Linked DNA regions of Homo sapiens: region 2 is linked to region 1. A link is an interaction called in ENCODE POLR2A ChIA-PET data of the cell type or tissue named here. Cell type or tissue: GM12878. All regions are shown on one strand.

Region 1 (8,000 bases):
CTTTGACACATGTCCATTTTATCCGCAGCGGGGATCTCTTCCAATTCTAGATTTTTATATAGTATCCAAGTTCCTACTGACATTTCCATTTGGATGTCTTAATAAAACATGTTACAGTTTACATGTGCAAAACTGAGCTTCTACTATTTCTCCCTCTCTAATCTGCTTTTACTGTAGTCTTCCCCATCTCAATTAATGGTATTTTAATTTAATTGTGTTTGGGCCAAAAACATTGTTGCTATTCTTTTATTTTTTACTTTTTGTAATAGAGATGGGGTCTGCTATATTGCCCAGGCTGATCTTGAACTCCTGACCTCAAGTGATCCTTCTGCCTTGACCTCCCAAAGTTCTGGGATTACAGGCACAAGCCACTGTGGCAGAGCCACTGCTGCCATTCTTGATTCTTCTTTCTCTCTACATTCAACATACATCCTGACCACTTCTCAACACCTATACTGCTACTACTCTAGTCCAAACCATATTATACCTGGCCTAAATCATTATAATTGTCTCTTAATTGGTCTCCATGCTCCTGCCATTATTGTTCCTCTACATTCTCTTCCTTCTATTTTTTTACATTTAAAAAATAGAGATACAGGGTCTCACTAGGTTGCCCAGGCTAGTCTTGAACTCCTGGCCTCAAGCAATCCTCCCACCTCGGCCTCCTGCGATCCTCCCGCCTTGGCCTCCTAAAGTGCTGGGATTAGAGCCTTCTCTTCAGCCATAAAAAAGGATGAGTTCATGTCCTTTGCAGGGACATGGATGAAGCTGGAAACCATCATTCTCAGCAAACTATCGCAAGGACAAAAAACCAAACACCGCATGTTCTTACTCACAGGTGGGAATTGAACAATGAGAACACTTGGACACAGGAAGGGGAACATCACACACACGGGGGCCTGTTGTGGGGTGGGGAGAGCGGGGAGGGATAGCATTAGGAGATATACCTAATGTAAATGACGAGTTAATGGGTGCAGCACACCAACATGGCACATGTATACATATGTAACAAACCTGCATGTTGTGCACATGTACCCTAGAACTTAAAGTATAATAATAAAAAAAGAAAAAAAAATTTAAGTCAGACCACATCACTCCTTTGCATATAAACCCTCTCCAAAGGCCTCCTTGCATTCAGAGTTAAAGCCCAGGTCTTTACAATGACACCATTTGACCTTTCTCTTCTATTCCTCAAACACACCAAGACTGTTCTTGCCTGAGGACATCCGCACAAGCGGTTCCTTCTGCCTGACTCTTCTCCCTGGCTCATGTCTTCAAATCTCTGCTCAAACGTTTCCTCACCACAGGCCTTCATTGACCACCCTAGACTCTATCCTCCTTACCTGCCTCATGCTGTTCCACAGCACTAATCACTACTGACACAATTTCTTTTTTAAATTTTTTTATTTTTTTTGAGACGGGGTCTCACTCTGTCGCCCAGGCTGGAGTGCAGTGGTGCTATCTCGGCTTACTGCAATCTCTGCCTCCCGGGTTCAAGTGATTCTCCTGGCTCAGCCTCCAGAGTAGCTGGGACTACAGGCATGTGCCAACACACTCAGCTAATTTTTGTATTTTTAGTGGAGACAAGGTTTCACCATCTTGGCCAGGTTGGTCTCCCAACTCCTAACTTCAGGTGATCTGCCTGCCTCGGCCTCCCAAAGTGCTGGGATTATAGGCGTGAGCCACCGCGCCCAGCCATACTGACACAATTTCTTTATTGTCTGTCTTTTGCACTAGAATGTAAATTCCACGAGGGCTGGGATGTAGTCTGTGCTTGGCATGTAGTAGGTGCTCAGTGAAAACTTGTTAAATGGATGACAGTGAAGGGAAGGAAGAAAGAAAGGAGCAAGTTGGGGGAAAAACAGAGGCAAGAGGGAAGGAAGAAAAGAAACCAGCAGTTGAGTAAAGTAATGGTAGTTTTTTCTTTTTTTCTTTTTCTTTTTTTTTGAGACAGAGTCTCGCTCTGGCTGACTGCAGAGTCAAGCTGGAGTGCAGTTGCGTGATCTCGGCTCACTGCAAGCTCCGCCTCCCAGGTTCACGCCATTCTCCTGCCTCAGCCTCCCGAGTAGCTGGGACTACAGGCGCCCGCCACCACGCCCGGCTAATTTTTTTGTATTTTTAGTACAGACGGGGTTTCACCGTGTTAGCCAGGATGGTCTCGATCTCTTGACCTCGTGATCTGCCCGCCTCGGTCTCCCAAAGTGCTGGGATTACAGGCGTGAGCCACCGCACCCGGCCAGTTTTTTCTTATAATGCACCAGAGGAGACCCATTTTTTAATTACAGGAAAATGAAGCCAAGGACCTTAGCCTTAGAACAAATTTACAGGAACATATTATGCACTAATTTAAATAGGTTAGCTACTGAAAACTGCCAGGAGGATGTTTTTGTAATGCCATCCGAATTAAGGAATTATTGACCAAACATATGAGTTTTTTTCCTCACAAGATTAAATCAAGTAAAATTTCAAAAGACATGTATTATTCAGCCTCACCGGAAGTTAGCAAGCACGGAGACTAGAGAACGGGTAGAAGCAGAGAGTTTATTCTGGAGGTTTTTGTCTTTGGTAGATCCTGCAGCTAGGAAACTTGCTAACTAGATTGGGTCAAGAAGTTTGCTTTAAACAAAAAACCCAGAAGATGACAACAGCTGCACAGCTACTACCATTTAAATGCACAGATGTAGAAGTTCTGATTGTCTGATTTGGAAAAAAGGAAGACCACCTAGGAAACCCTGTGTTCTCATTTGAGTAGAAGCCATTTTACTAACCTCAGGCAAGCATTTGGCCTCTTGTCCTTCACTCAACACAGGAAAGAAAAAGTGGTTCAAAAGGAGAAAAGCAGTGAAAAAATAAGATTCCCTGCACTAAGCCAAGTTGTCCTGAGCAAATGGCTCAGAGATCACACCAGCTGGCACAAATGTCCACTCAGCTGACATAGAACCCAAGCCCCACAGAGGCTGCAGGTGGCTTGGCCACACAATTCTGCTCAAGAAGTGCCACATGCCCTGGAATTTCTGAATACTTACACTTCTCTTCTTCTCCATGTTTGTTTCTTCAGCTGCTTTCTGGTACCTTCAGAGAAGGGAAGGAAAGAATGTCTCAAATTAAACTTATATTTTTACTCTTTCAATTTTTTATCTTTTTTTGAGATGAAGTCTCACGCTTATTGCCCAGGCTGCAGTGCAGTGGTGCGATCTCGGCTCACTGCAACTTCTACCTCCCGGGTTCGAGTGATTCTCCTGTCTCAGCCTCCAGAACAGCTGGGATTACAGGCACCCACCACCATGCCCAGCTAATTTTTGTAGTTTTAGTAGAGATGGGGTTTTACCATGTTGGCCAGGCTGGTCTCGAACTCCTGACCTCAAGTGATCCACCTGCCTCGGCCTCCCAAAGTGAGTGCCCAGCTTTTTTTTTTTTTTTTTTTTTTTTGAGATAGGGTCTCACTCTGTTGCTCAGGCTGGAATCCAGTGGTACAACCATGGTTCATCATGGTTCACTGCAGCCTTGACCTCCCGGGCTCAAGCAAACCTCCTGTCTCAGCCTCCTGAGTGGCTGGGACTATGTAAGTGCACACCACCACACCTGGCTTAATTTTTTTATTTTTGTAGAGATGGGGTCTTGCCATGTTGCCTAGGCTGGTCTCAAACTCCTGAGCTAAAGTGATCCTCATGCTTCAGCCTCCTAAAGTATTGAGATTACAGGCATGAGCCACCAGCCCGGCTACTTTCTTTTTTCTTTTTTTTTTTTTTGAGATGGGATTTCCCTCTGTTACCCAGGCTGAAGTTCAGTAGCGTGATCTTGTCACACTGCAACCTCCGCCTCCAGGGCTCAAGTGATCCCACCACCTCATCCTCCTGAGTAGCTGGGACCACAGATGCACACCACCACACCTGGCTAATTTTGTATTTTTCGTAGAGACAGGGTTTCACCATGTTGACCAGGCCAGTCTCAAACTCCTGAGTTTAAGTGATCTGCTGGCCTCAGCCTCCCCAAATGCTGGGATTACAGGCATGAGCCACCAGGCCCAGCCCCCCAGCCACTTTTAATCTTTAAGAAAACCAGTTCTGGGCTGGGTGAAGTGGCTCATGCCTGTAATCCCAGCACTTCAGAGGCCGAGGTGGGTGGATCGCCTGAGGTCAGGAGTTCAAGACCAGCCTGGCCAGCATGGTGAAACCCCACCTCTACTAAAAATACAAAAATCAGCCAGGCATAGTGGCGCACACCTATAATCCCAGCTACTCGGGGGGCTGAGGGACGAGAATCGCCTCAACCCAGGAGGCGGAGGTTGCAGTGAGCTGAGATCACGCCACTGCACTCTAGCCTAGGTGACGGAGCGAGATTCAAAACAAACAAACCCAAAAAAACAGTCTGCATACCTATTTCTGCCAGCAGTTGCTTTTAATCAACTCTATCAGAAGAAGCTGTAAATCAGAGCAGACCTCACTTCCTGCAGCTATTCCAGTCATCTGCTCTGATATAACAACAAGATCCCCGTGGATAAGGTCAAATGCTGAAACAATTGGATAGAGCAGAAAGTCTAGGCTTTAAGCCCCAGTTTTGCTGCTTATTAACTGTGATCTCTGGCAAGTGACTTAATCTCTCTAAGCCTCAGTTTCCTTATCTAGAAAGAAGTTACAATCTACTTTCAGGATTGCCAGGAAGATTAAATGTAATCATGTGTAAAAACATTTTGAAATTAGTTAAGTCCATACAGCAATGCATTAATTCCAACATATACATTTCCCCTCCCATATTTATGCCTGATATCTTACAATTGTTCTCAGCCAAATGGTTGAGAGATAGTCACATTGCCTGTACATGTTGAATTTAGTGTAAGTTATTGATATTGTCATTTTAACTCAGTTAAAAGTATTTGATGGTACTACATGGTTTTGTTTTGTTTGAGACAGAGTTTCGCTCTTGTTGCCCAGGCTGGAGTGCAATGGCACAATCTCGGCTCACTGCAATCTCCGCCTCCCGGGTTCAAGCATTCTCCTACCCCAGCCTCTCAAGTAGCTAAGATTACAGGCATGTGCCACCATGCCCGGCTAATTTTTGTATTTTTTACTAAAGACAGGGTTTCACCATGTTGGCCAGGCTGGTGTTGAACTCTTGACCTCATGTGATCCACCTGCCTCAGCCTTCCAAAGTGCTGGGATTAAAGGCTTGAGCCACAGCACACAGCTATTATTATATGTTTTAAATGCCACTTAAAAATGTCTTTTAAAAGATCATACTATGTTTGGCATTTAAGGAAAAATTATTTTACATATGCACAAGAGTGATATGTGAGAAAAGTTTGTAATAAGCAGTGATTAGTTTAATCAGCATTTTTTCTTAGAGATGCAAAAATAGTGGCACAGCTATAGTTGATGACATCTTAGATTTCATAAATAATTATTTGTTATTACTTTTATCATTTTGTCATTTTTATTACTTGGATTGGAAGACCTCTGAGAAAAAAATTAAAGTTCTTTTCAAGGAGGAACAGGTTTTCTCCATTTAAAGACTAAGTGGTCCGGAGATTTGTGCAGGTACAAGCTGCACAAATCTCCAGACCACCCAGAACAACCTTTTTTTTTTTTTTTGAGACAGAGTCTTGCTCTGTTGCCCAGGCTGGAGTGCAGTGGCACGATCTCAGCTAGCTGCAACCTCCGCTTCCTGGGTTCAAGTGATTCTCATCCCTCGGCCTCCCAAGTAGCTGGGATTACAGGCATGCCCCACCACACCTGGCTAATTTTTGCATTTTTAGTAGAGACAGGGTTTCACCATGTTGGCCAGGCTTGTCTCGAACTCCTGGCCTCAAGAGATACGCCTGCTTTGGTCTCTCAAACTGCTGAGATTACAGGCATGAGCCACCATGCCTGGCCCTAGAACAACCTTAACCTGGCTTCCTCCAGACCTCTGAGTCATGCATTGAAGTCAGCACCACCACGTGGAGAATCACCATTATGTGCCTCTCCTTGGGCCTGCCTTAGCAGAACTCAGCCCCACCCCTAGAAAAGGGCACTGTCCTCTGCCTAAAGGTAGAATTTCAGAATTCATGAGGCATTTGGAGTAGGAGGTAAAAGAAGAAGAAAAAAAGCAGCCTCAGGCCTGGTGCAGTGGCTCACACCTGTAATCCCAGCACTTTGGGAGGCCGAGCTGGGCGGATCGCTTGAACCCAGGAGTTCGAGACCAGACTGCGCAACACAGTAAAACCCTGTCTCTACGAAAAATACAAAAATTAGCCAGGTGTGGTGCACGCCTGCAGTCCCAGCTACCGGGGAGGCTGAGATAGGAGGATTCCTTGAGCCAGGGAGGTTGAGGCTGCAGCGAGCTACGATCATGCCACTGTACTCTAGCCTGAGCTACAGAGTAAGACCCTGTAGCTTGCCTTGACCTCCAGGACTCAAGCAATTCTCCTACCTCAGCCTTGCAAGAAGCTGGGTCTAAAGACGTCTACCATCACACCCGACTAATTTAAAAAAATTTTTTTTAGTATAGGGTCACGCTATGTTGCCCAAGCTGGTCTCAAACTCCTGAGCTCAAGTGATCCTCCTGTCTCAGCCTTTCAAAGTGTTGAAATTACAGGCATGAGCCACCATGCCCAGCCAAGAAAGAGTATTACATAAAGGGTCTTCCAATCCTATCACTTTTTTTTTTTTTTTTTTTTTTTGAGAAGGAGTCCTGCTCAGTCTCCTAGGCTGGAGTATAGTGGTGTAATCTCGGCTCACTGCAACCTCTGTCTCCCGGGTTCAAGTGATTCTCCTGAGTAGCTGGGATTACAGGTGTGCACCGCTATGCCCGGCTAATTTTTGTTTTTTTACTAGAGACGGGTTTCACCAAGTTTGCCACGCTGGTCTCGAACTCCTGACCTCAAGTGATCCACCAGCCTTGGCCTCCCAAAGTGCTGGGATTACAGGTGTAAGCCACCGTGCCCAGCCCCCAATCCTATCACTGTCTAATTTTAATAATCAGATATTAACAAGCATCTCAGTCGCCATGTAGTACTGCTCTGCAATTGAGCAGAACTCTCTAATGGGGTAGGGTAAAAGGGCTACCAAAAATTTCTGGCACTTCGTTGACCATAACTAGGAAGAAAGTGGGATTAGAACTGCTGTGATTCAATTGACAAGCTGAAAATATATTTGCAACTTATATTACAGACAAAAAATTAATTTCCCTAGAATATAAATAACTACTAATAAGCAGGAAAATGACAACTGAATAAATAAAAAGGCAGATATAAACATACTGTTCACGGCTGGGTGCGGTGTCTCATGCCTGTGATCCCAGCACTTCGGGAGATGGAGGTGGGTGGATCACCTGAGGTCAGGAGTTGGAAACCAGCCCCGCCAACCTGGCAAAACCCTGTCTCTACTAAACATACAAAAATTAGCCAGGCATGGTGGTAGGCACCTGAAATTCCAGCTACTAGAGAGACTGAGGCACGAGAATCGCCTGAACCCGGGAGGTGGAGGTTGCAGTGAGCCGAGATTGCACCACTGCACTCTGGCCTGGGTGACAGAGCCAGACTCCATCTCAAAAAAAACAAAAACATACAGTTCACAAAAAGAACATCTCATGACTCTTAAACAGAAAAGATGTTCAACCTCAAAATGCAAATTCAAACAATGCTAACAACATTTTACCTATTAAGTAGGAAAATATTTTTTTTTCTTTTTTTTTTTTTTTGACATGGAGTCTCACTCTGTCGCCCAGGCTGGAGTGCAGTGGCGTGATCTCGGCTCACTGCAACGTCTGCCTCCCAGGTTCAAGTGATTCTCCTGCCTCAGCCTCCCAAGTAGCTGGGATTACAGGCACGCACCACCACACCCGGATAAGCTTTTTGTATTTTTAGTAGAGATGAGGTTTCACCATGTTGGCCAGACTGGTCTCCAACTCCTGACCTCAGGTGTCCGCCTGCCTCAGCCTCCCAAAGTGCTGGGATTACAGGCGTGAGCCACCGCACCCGGCCGGAAAAGATTTTCTTAAAAAGCTAATATGCAGGGGGTTCC
Region 2 (8,000 bases), 340 kb after region 1:
TCCAGTGAGTTGGCAGGGAGGCTCTAAGGGATGGCTGGCACTCTTAACTCCTTTGTAGGTGCAGTTAGAGATGGTTTAGCCTTACTGATGGCCACCAGACTGTTTTCTTTTGACTTCTCAGTATTTTACCAATTGTGGCTTGAGATTCTGCTGTGTTTTACTAAACTATACTGCACCTTTAAATAAACTATAATGATTATCTTAAGAGTTATTATATAAATATCAGGTAAATATTGACCTCTCTACAGATTTTGCTTTTGCAATTATTTTTATAATTTTTAAGAGATACATAGAGATCAGATACATGCTGGTCTTTTAAAATATTTTAGTTTTAATCATTTTTATATTTATTGTAAAACTAATAAGTCTAAAACCCATCTAACTTCCAAGATGTAACAGCTGAACTTCTGTGTTGACATCTGTTGCAAGTTGTTAAACTCAGAAATCTTTTGCAGTTTGGTTGTAGAAACTTGTCTCTTCAGTGAATGAAGTGCTCTGATTCCTTTATGAGAGATTCACTTGTTTGACTGGGTTTTGCTGTGTCATGATTGCTTTATCACTTCTGAAAATCAACTCTGGAACATTTTCCGTGCCCTGATTTAAAATGAAGAAGTTCTCCGATTTTTCCTTTAGATATCCGATTTAAAATCTTGATATCTTGAAATCTTGATATCTAGATCTCTTGGGGATTTGTCTTTTACATTCTGTAGTGTATAGTATGTATATTCTATATATGTATGTGTGTATATATGTATATTTGAATACCCAGAGTGTTCTAGCGATATTAATTGGATCAGTAAATATTTGAGCACCTACTAAGTGCGAACATTGTTCTACATGAGCCAGTTGCTGACATTTTGGTGTATAAAGATACAGGCAGTAAATGGCTGGGCGCAGTGGCCCATACCTGTAATCTCAGCACTTTGGGAGGCTGAGGCAGGCGGATCACTTGCGGTCAGGAGTTCAAGACCAGCCTGACCAACATGGTAAAACCCTGTCTCTATTAAAAATGCAAAATTAGCCAGGTGTGGTGGCACATGCCTGTAATCCCAGCTACTTGGAAGGCTGAGGCGAGAGAATCACTTGAATCCGGGAGGCAGAAGTTACAATGAGCCGAGATCGCGCCACTGCGATGGGCTGGGCAACAAGAGTGAAACTCGGTCCCCCAACAAAGAAAACAACAACAAACAATAAAATAAAGATATAGGCATTAAATATATGGATATATGATGCATAAACAAATAATTTTTTTTACAATACTTCAGGTTACTTGAAGCCTTCTTTTGAGTGACTAGATTTAAGTTTGTGAAACAAGGTTTTCAGAAGTTTTGGTTTTATTCTCTCAGAAATTTTGGCTTCATTTTTTCAACAAAACTTTTATTGACTGTTTATTTAGCAGATATTAAATGTAGCAAAATTACTATGACCCAGCTGTTGTCCACAAGGAGCTTATAGTCTAATCAAGAACCAATTTGTAATAACAATGAAATTAAAATATGATTGTATATTGAGGTAAGTGATAATAGAGGTATGAAAAGAAAATGCCATCGCAATGTAGTGGAGGGGTTGGGGAAGGATGGGGTAGTAGGGAAGGTCTCAAAGAGAATATGTTATTATTGGCAGCCTCTTTTTTTTTTTTTTTTTTGGAGATGGAGTCTTACTCTGTCACCCAGGCTAGAGTGCTGTGGCACGATCTCGGTTCACTGCAACCTCCACCTCCTGGGTTCAAGAGATTCTCCTGCCTCAGCCTCCCGAGTAGCTGGGACTACGGGTGTGCGCCACCATGCCTAGCTAAAATTTATATTTTTAGTAGAGATGGGGTTATGCCATGAAGGCCAGGCTGGTCTCGAACCTCTGACCTCAGGTGATCCACCCTGCCTTGGCCTCCCAAAGTGCTGGGATTACAGGCGTGAGCCACCACACCCCGCCTATTGGCAGCCTTTTGAAAGGCTTTGGCTATAGGTAGATGGGAATCGAATTATCTGTGACCTTTGAAACCTAGGCGTTTTTTTTTTTTTTTTTTTTTTGAGACGGAGTCTCACTCTGTCACCTAGGCTGGAGTGCAATGGCGTGATCTTGGCTCACTGCACCCTCCGCCTCCTGGGTTCAAGTGATTCTTCTGTCTCAGCCTCCCAAGTAACTGGGACTACAGGCGTGTGCCACCACGCCTGGCTAATTTTTTGTATTTTTAGTAGAGACAGGGTTTCACCATGTTAGCCAGGATGGTCTCGATCTCGATCTCTTGACCTCGTGATCCTCCTGCCTCGGCCTCCCAAAATGTGGGAATTACAGGCGTGAGCCACCGCGCCCAGCCTGAGACCTAGGCATTTTAATTATTTGTGTAACTTTAACATACAGCCAGGCCTGGAAGTTTATTTAAAAGATGCATCTGTCTTTCCAGTTCAACTTTTAGTTTAACTATTCCTTTAGGAAAAGACATTTATGGATGCAGCTGTGTGACAGCATTGCCGAAGCCTTCTCTTTAGAGTTTGTTACAACACAGCTCCAGTTATATTGCTTTGCTTAGGTTGTTCTTTGCTTTTTAACGTAAAATATTTATATTTGTCTTCATTCATTTTGTAAAAATGAAGCACAACTTTAAAAAAATCACAAATTTGGGGGTTTTACTTTATCCTCATGTGTGTTCCATTTCTCTTTAAAGCTAAAATGTCTATTATGTGTTGATATAAAAATATTATCCCCAGACTAAGACCACAGTTTCCTCAAACTTTGTTGAGTACATGCCCTCCTCCCTTTTAAAATTACATCTTGTAGGAGATTCTGGCATTTCTCATTTATATATTGTGAAGTTAAAATATATTTCCTAGAAGAAAAATATTTCACAATAAGGGGAACTGAAAGCATTTGCTAGGGAGAGAGTTAAGGGTTGCTAAACTTATGGCATGCTGGATTGGTGTGTGCTGAGAATGCTTTCGCAACAACTTGATTCAGAAAACATTTACTGAATGCCTTTGGCAAAAGGCTCCTGCTAGATGCTTTGAGGGATAAGAAAATGAACAAAACACAGGCTCAGTTTTGTTGAAGGGCCTTCCAGGTTACTACATTGACTGTTTCTGAATCTCTTCTCTTCCATTCTCCACCTTTGCCATATCCCAGATAATGAAAATTAGAGCTCTAATTTATCAATTCTGTAAGCTGAAAAGTCTATAAAATTAGTTTCCTTAAAATGTTGGTTACAGGTTCTCCTTTGTGCTGACAGAATTTAGAATAACAGAAAACATTTTGGTGTCTCAGTGCCTCCTTCCATAAATTAACATTTACTTCAGTAGATGCTTTTCATGGAGCATTATGATCCAGCCCCTCTCAAGCTGTGACTCGCCATGGACAGTATTAAATCAGATCTGAGCAGCTCTAGGAGACAGGTGAAAGTTGGAGAATATGCCCAGTGTCAGCATCTTGGCTAGAGTGTGCTGTTAAAACAGAGAACACTCTTGGCACTCAGAAACTGATCAGGCATGTGCCATTCTGCACGTGAGCTCTAAGAAATAAAGCCGCAGAGGGTGTTCTGTGTTTCCATTCCAGCTGAACTAAATGGTTAAGTATCCTTTTTAGGCATCCCCTTAAATCTACCACAGACTATCAGGTCATAATCCAGAAGAGGTAAATACCATAAAATCCCCAAATACAGCCACGTATCCAGAAGCCAGAGTTCTGGCTTCATCAGCCATAACAGTCAGTTCCATTAAACAAATAACTGCTTGAACACCTACTGTGTAAAGCTCTGTGCTGGTGCTTCAGGTTGTAAAGAGACAAATAAGATTGAGTATCGATCAAGTTGCTTACAGTTTAGTAGCGCATGCTGCTCTCCTTGTTCCACCTGCCTTGCCATTCCAAATTCTGTTTCTTCCTGGCCTACCCTGGTCTGTAGCCACCTACAACTCAGTGTAGATACAGACCCATTCAGTGTGTTTATTACAACCCAGTCTTATAACCTTATCTTTTAAAATGTGCAATAGATGTTGGAAACAGTAGAGGAGCTGTGCCCTGAGCCCTGGACAGTGTCTGGAATGATTTGTAGAAAAGCCCATTGTAGCACTAATCACTTGAGGTACTGTTTCAGGGCAATTTTATTTTTCTAATGGAATCCCATGATTGGCATAGTTCAAACAGACAGAACCCAGACAGGAGGCAGTCTTTAAAAATGGTTAGTCCAATTTTGTTTACATTTCTTCCCTTTGCAGAATGTGTATTTTCCCTTCTTCAGACTAAAAATGTCACAGTGTGATGTATGCTGTTGTGGAAGTATTTTGCATGAAATCACTAAATTCATTTATTCAAATAATTTGTCTTAGGCTTTTTAAAAGTGACCAGAGATAAATATTTATGAATCATATTTAAGTATTTGGAGGGCATTTCAAGATAAGTATATTTAAGATAATTTCCTTGACTATGTTTGATGATATTAAGGGTTCTTAGAAATCTTTTCCAAAATCTTGCAATCTGAAAGTGAATGGAACATTCAGAATTAACTGTAGTCACAATTGTGTCTTTATTGTTGGTTGGTCTTGCCTGTTTCATTTTACAAACAAATGTGAAGGACAATACTTTCTCCATCAAAATAGATAAGAAACTTTCATATAAAAGTAAGACAGGAAACTAATGTAACCTTTAAAAAAAATCTTGAATTATCTTATTAAGATTACAATAGATAATTAGATTAATCTAAAATTAGATTGTTGTTTAGTTAAACCTGATTTTATGATTTAGAAAGGCCAATAAATAGCACCTCTCTTCTCCACACGGGTTCTGGATAAATGGCAAAAAACCAAACTATTAGCAGATGAGGGCCATAATATTGCTTTTATTACTGATAAAGGTGATGGTAAAGGAAGCAGCTTAAGGTTAGAGCCAAATTGGTTTGCTAAGTGAATTCCATCATTATTCAGACCTACCCCGTGGGCACAGTGGTGCTGGATTGGAGAGGTCATATGCAGTATGCAGACCCTCCACTCAACGCAGCTTCAGCAGACAGCTTATGCGTATGAGGAAGAAGAGCATGAACAGACTATTTATCCCAAATTTACCAGTCAGTCAGTTGCTTCCCTCTCCAGGATAGAATGATCTAAGTGGCAAAGACATGCTAAAGATGTTACAACTGGTGGACCTCGATTCATGCAAGGAACCCTCAGAAGTGAGGAATGAATGTTCCCATCTGGTACTTCGTTCCCTCTTCCATGCATGGCTTTTATGAAGAATGGGTTGGTGCCAGGGTAGGAGAAGTAGCCTGACTAGGCCAATGAGCAAACCTTTGTTTTAGGGAAGAGACCTTGTAACAATTGGCCTCTTGGAAATTGCAGCCAAGGTTTGTTTATCGGAACGATGGGAATTTGTCCTTAGGCAGTCCTCTTTGCCTTTCTGAAACATCTGTGATTTAGTATTATTTCTGGGCAATAAGTCAAGGTCCACAACTTAGTTTTCTGTTGTCCTTTAACATTTTAAAATATGCCTACATCTCTTTCATTTTTAGTTTTCTTCACAGACTCCTTTTGTTTACCTCCCTCTCTGGTGTTTTGCATGATTATAGCTAACTTTCTTTTCTTTCGACATTCTCCCCTTGGACACAGTTTTAACTCTTTCATATCTTGGTGGTTACCAGATCTCTGTCTCCAACCCTGACCTCTGTTCTGAGCTCCATATTTGTATCCAGCTCTCTATTTAGCAGTTCCATCTGGGCTGTCTAAAACTAAACTCTCTTCTAGCCACCCCCACAACAACAACTCAGAAACCCTTGCCTTTTATTTTGTGATACCACAGCCTTTTCATTAGTTTAAGCTAGAAAGGGAAAGCTGGGGGTCACCACAGGCTTGTTTTTTTTTGTTTTGTTTTGTTTTTTTTTGAGACAGGGTCTCGCTCTGTCACCCAGGCTGGAGTGCAGTGACGTGATCATGGCTCACTGCAGCCTTGACTTCCCAGGCTCAAGCCATCCTCCCACCTCAGCTCCCAAACTCCAGTCCCCAGCAGCTGAGACTACAGGCACATGCCACTAGGCCTGGCTAATTTCTTATAGAGACAGAGTTTTGCTGTTTTCGCCCAGGCTAGTCTTGAATTCCTGGGCTCAAGTGATCTGCCTCAGCCTCCCAAAGTGCTGGGATTACAGGTGCCTGTGCCCAACCAGGCCCTCCTTTATTGTTTATCTCCTAGGTCAGGGGTCAGCAAACTGTGTCTACTGGGTCAAATCCAGCCAGGGACCTGGCAGCCAATATTTTTTTTTGAGATGGAGTCTTGCTTTGTCGCCCAGGCTGGAGTGCAGTGGTGCAATCTCACCTCACTGCAGCCTCTGCCCACCAGGTTCCAGTGATTCTCCTGCCTCAGCCTCCTGGGTAGCTGGGATTATAGGCACACACCACCACACCCAGCTAATTTCTATATTTTTAGTAGAGACAGGGTTTTGCCATGTTGGCCAGGCTGGTCTCAAACTCCTGACCTTAGATGATCTGCCTGGCTTGGCCTCCCAAAGAGCTGGAATTACAAGTGTGAGCCACCGTGCCTGGCCCTGATATTTTTTTTCACTTTTTTTTTTTTGAGACGGAGTTTTGCTCTTGTTGCCCAGGCTGGAGTGCAGTGGCGTGATCTCGGCTTACTACAACCTCCGCCTCCTGGGTTCAAGTGATTTACCTGCCTCAGCCTCCTGAGTAGCTAGGATTACAGGCACGTGCCACCATGCCTGGCTAATTTTGTATTTTTAGTAGAGACGGTTTCTCCATGTTGGTCAGGCTGGTCTTGAACTCCTGACCTCAGGTGATCTGCCCACCTTGGCCTCCCAAAGTGCTGGGATTACAGATGTGAGCCACTGCACCCAGCATTTTTTTTTTTTACATTTTTAAATGCTTGTTTAAAACAAACAAATATATCTGTGAAAGAGACCACATGTGGTCTGCAAAGCCTAAGTACATATTTACGGTCTGACCGCCCCCCACCTTTTTTTTCTTTTTTAGACCAAGTCTCGCTCTGTCGCCCAGGCTGGAGTGCAGTGGCGCGATCTCGGCTCACTGCAAACTCCACCTCCCAGGTTCATGCCATTCTCCTGCCTCAGCCTCCCTAGTAGCTGGGACTACAGGCGCCCGTCACCACGCCTGGCTAATTTTTTGTATTTTTTTTAGTAGAGACAGGGTTTCACCATGTTAGCCAGGATGGTCTCGATCTCTTGACCTCATGATCTGCCCGCCTCGGCCTCTCAAAGTGCTGGGATTACAGGCGTGAGCTACCGCGCCCAGCCGGTCTGACCCTTTACAGAAAAAGTTAGGCTGCATCTTTTCTAGGTCGAGTCCTATTAATTCTCTCCCTGCAAACATCCCTTGTTATTATTATTTTTTTTTGATACGGAGTTTCGGTCTCGTTGCCCAGGCTGGAGTGCAGTGGCACAATCTCGGCTCAGTGTAACATCCGCCTCCTAGGTTCAAGTGATTCTCCTGCCTCAGCCTCCTGAGTAGCTGGGATTACCACGCCTAATTTTTGTATTTTTAGTAGAGGGGGCTTTCACCATGTTGGCCAGGCTGGTCTCGAACTCCTGACTACAGGCGTGAGCCACCATGCCCAGTCAAGACTTTAAATTTTTAACTTCTTGTTCTTTATCTGTGATCATGGTTTTCCAACTTTACACTCTTAAATTATTGAGGCTCAAAGAGCTTTTGTTTAGGTAAGTTATATGTATCCCTGTTGACCCCATATTAGAAAGTAAAGCTGAGGGCCAGGCGCCATGGCTCATGCCTGTAATCTCAGCACTTTGGGAGGCCGAGGCGGGCGGATCACGAGGTCAGGAGATCGAGACCATCCGGGCTAACACAGTGAAACCCTGCCTCTACTAAAAATACAAAAAAAATTTAGCCAGGCGTGGTGGCGGGCCCCTGTAGTCCCAGCCACTCGGGAAGCTGAGGCAGGAGAATGGTGTGAACCCAGAAGGTGGAGCTTGCAGTGAGCTGAAATGGTGCCACTGCACTCCAACCTGGGCAACAGAGCGAGACTCCGTCTAAAAAATAAAA

Evidence for each region. Peaks named below come from ENCODE experiments on the same cell type or tissue, not always from the same donor. Only the 100,000 strongest peaks of a DNase experiment are listed, where the experiment ranks them.
Region 2: POLR2A ChIA-PET joins it to region 1 with 10 read pairs; 2 of 35 experiments call an interaction of 5 or more read pairs at or near these places.

The regions. Positions count from the first base shown.
Region 1 is chr12:50,228,639-50,236,638 of GRCh38, forward strand. It overlaps LIMA1 (LIM domain and actin binding 1), which reads right to left. Exons shown (of 11, transcript NM_016357.5): 3 at 3,027-3,072. MIR1293 (microRNA 1293) reads right to left here and starts at 5,574; the gene lies at 5,504-5,574. RefSeq lists enhancers at 3,731-3,780, 6,218-6,719, 6,720-7,219 and a silencer at 5,877-6,016. In GM12878, no CTCF peak of the experiment used is centred here; no DNase peak of the experiment used is centred here.
Region 2 is chr12:50,569,544-50,577,543 of GRCh38, forward strand. All of the region lies in intron 1 of DIP2B (disco interacting protein 2 homolog B), which reads left to right. Among named protein-coding and RNA genes, the nearest start is that of DIP2B, 69 kb to the left of the region's middle. RefSeq lists an enhancer at 5,918-6,017. In GM12878, no CTCF peak of the experiment used is centred here; no DNase peak of the experiment used is centred here; H3K4me3 peaks cover 226 bases; H3K27ac peaks cover 1,638 bases.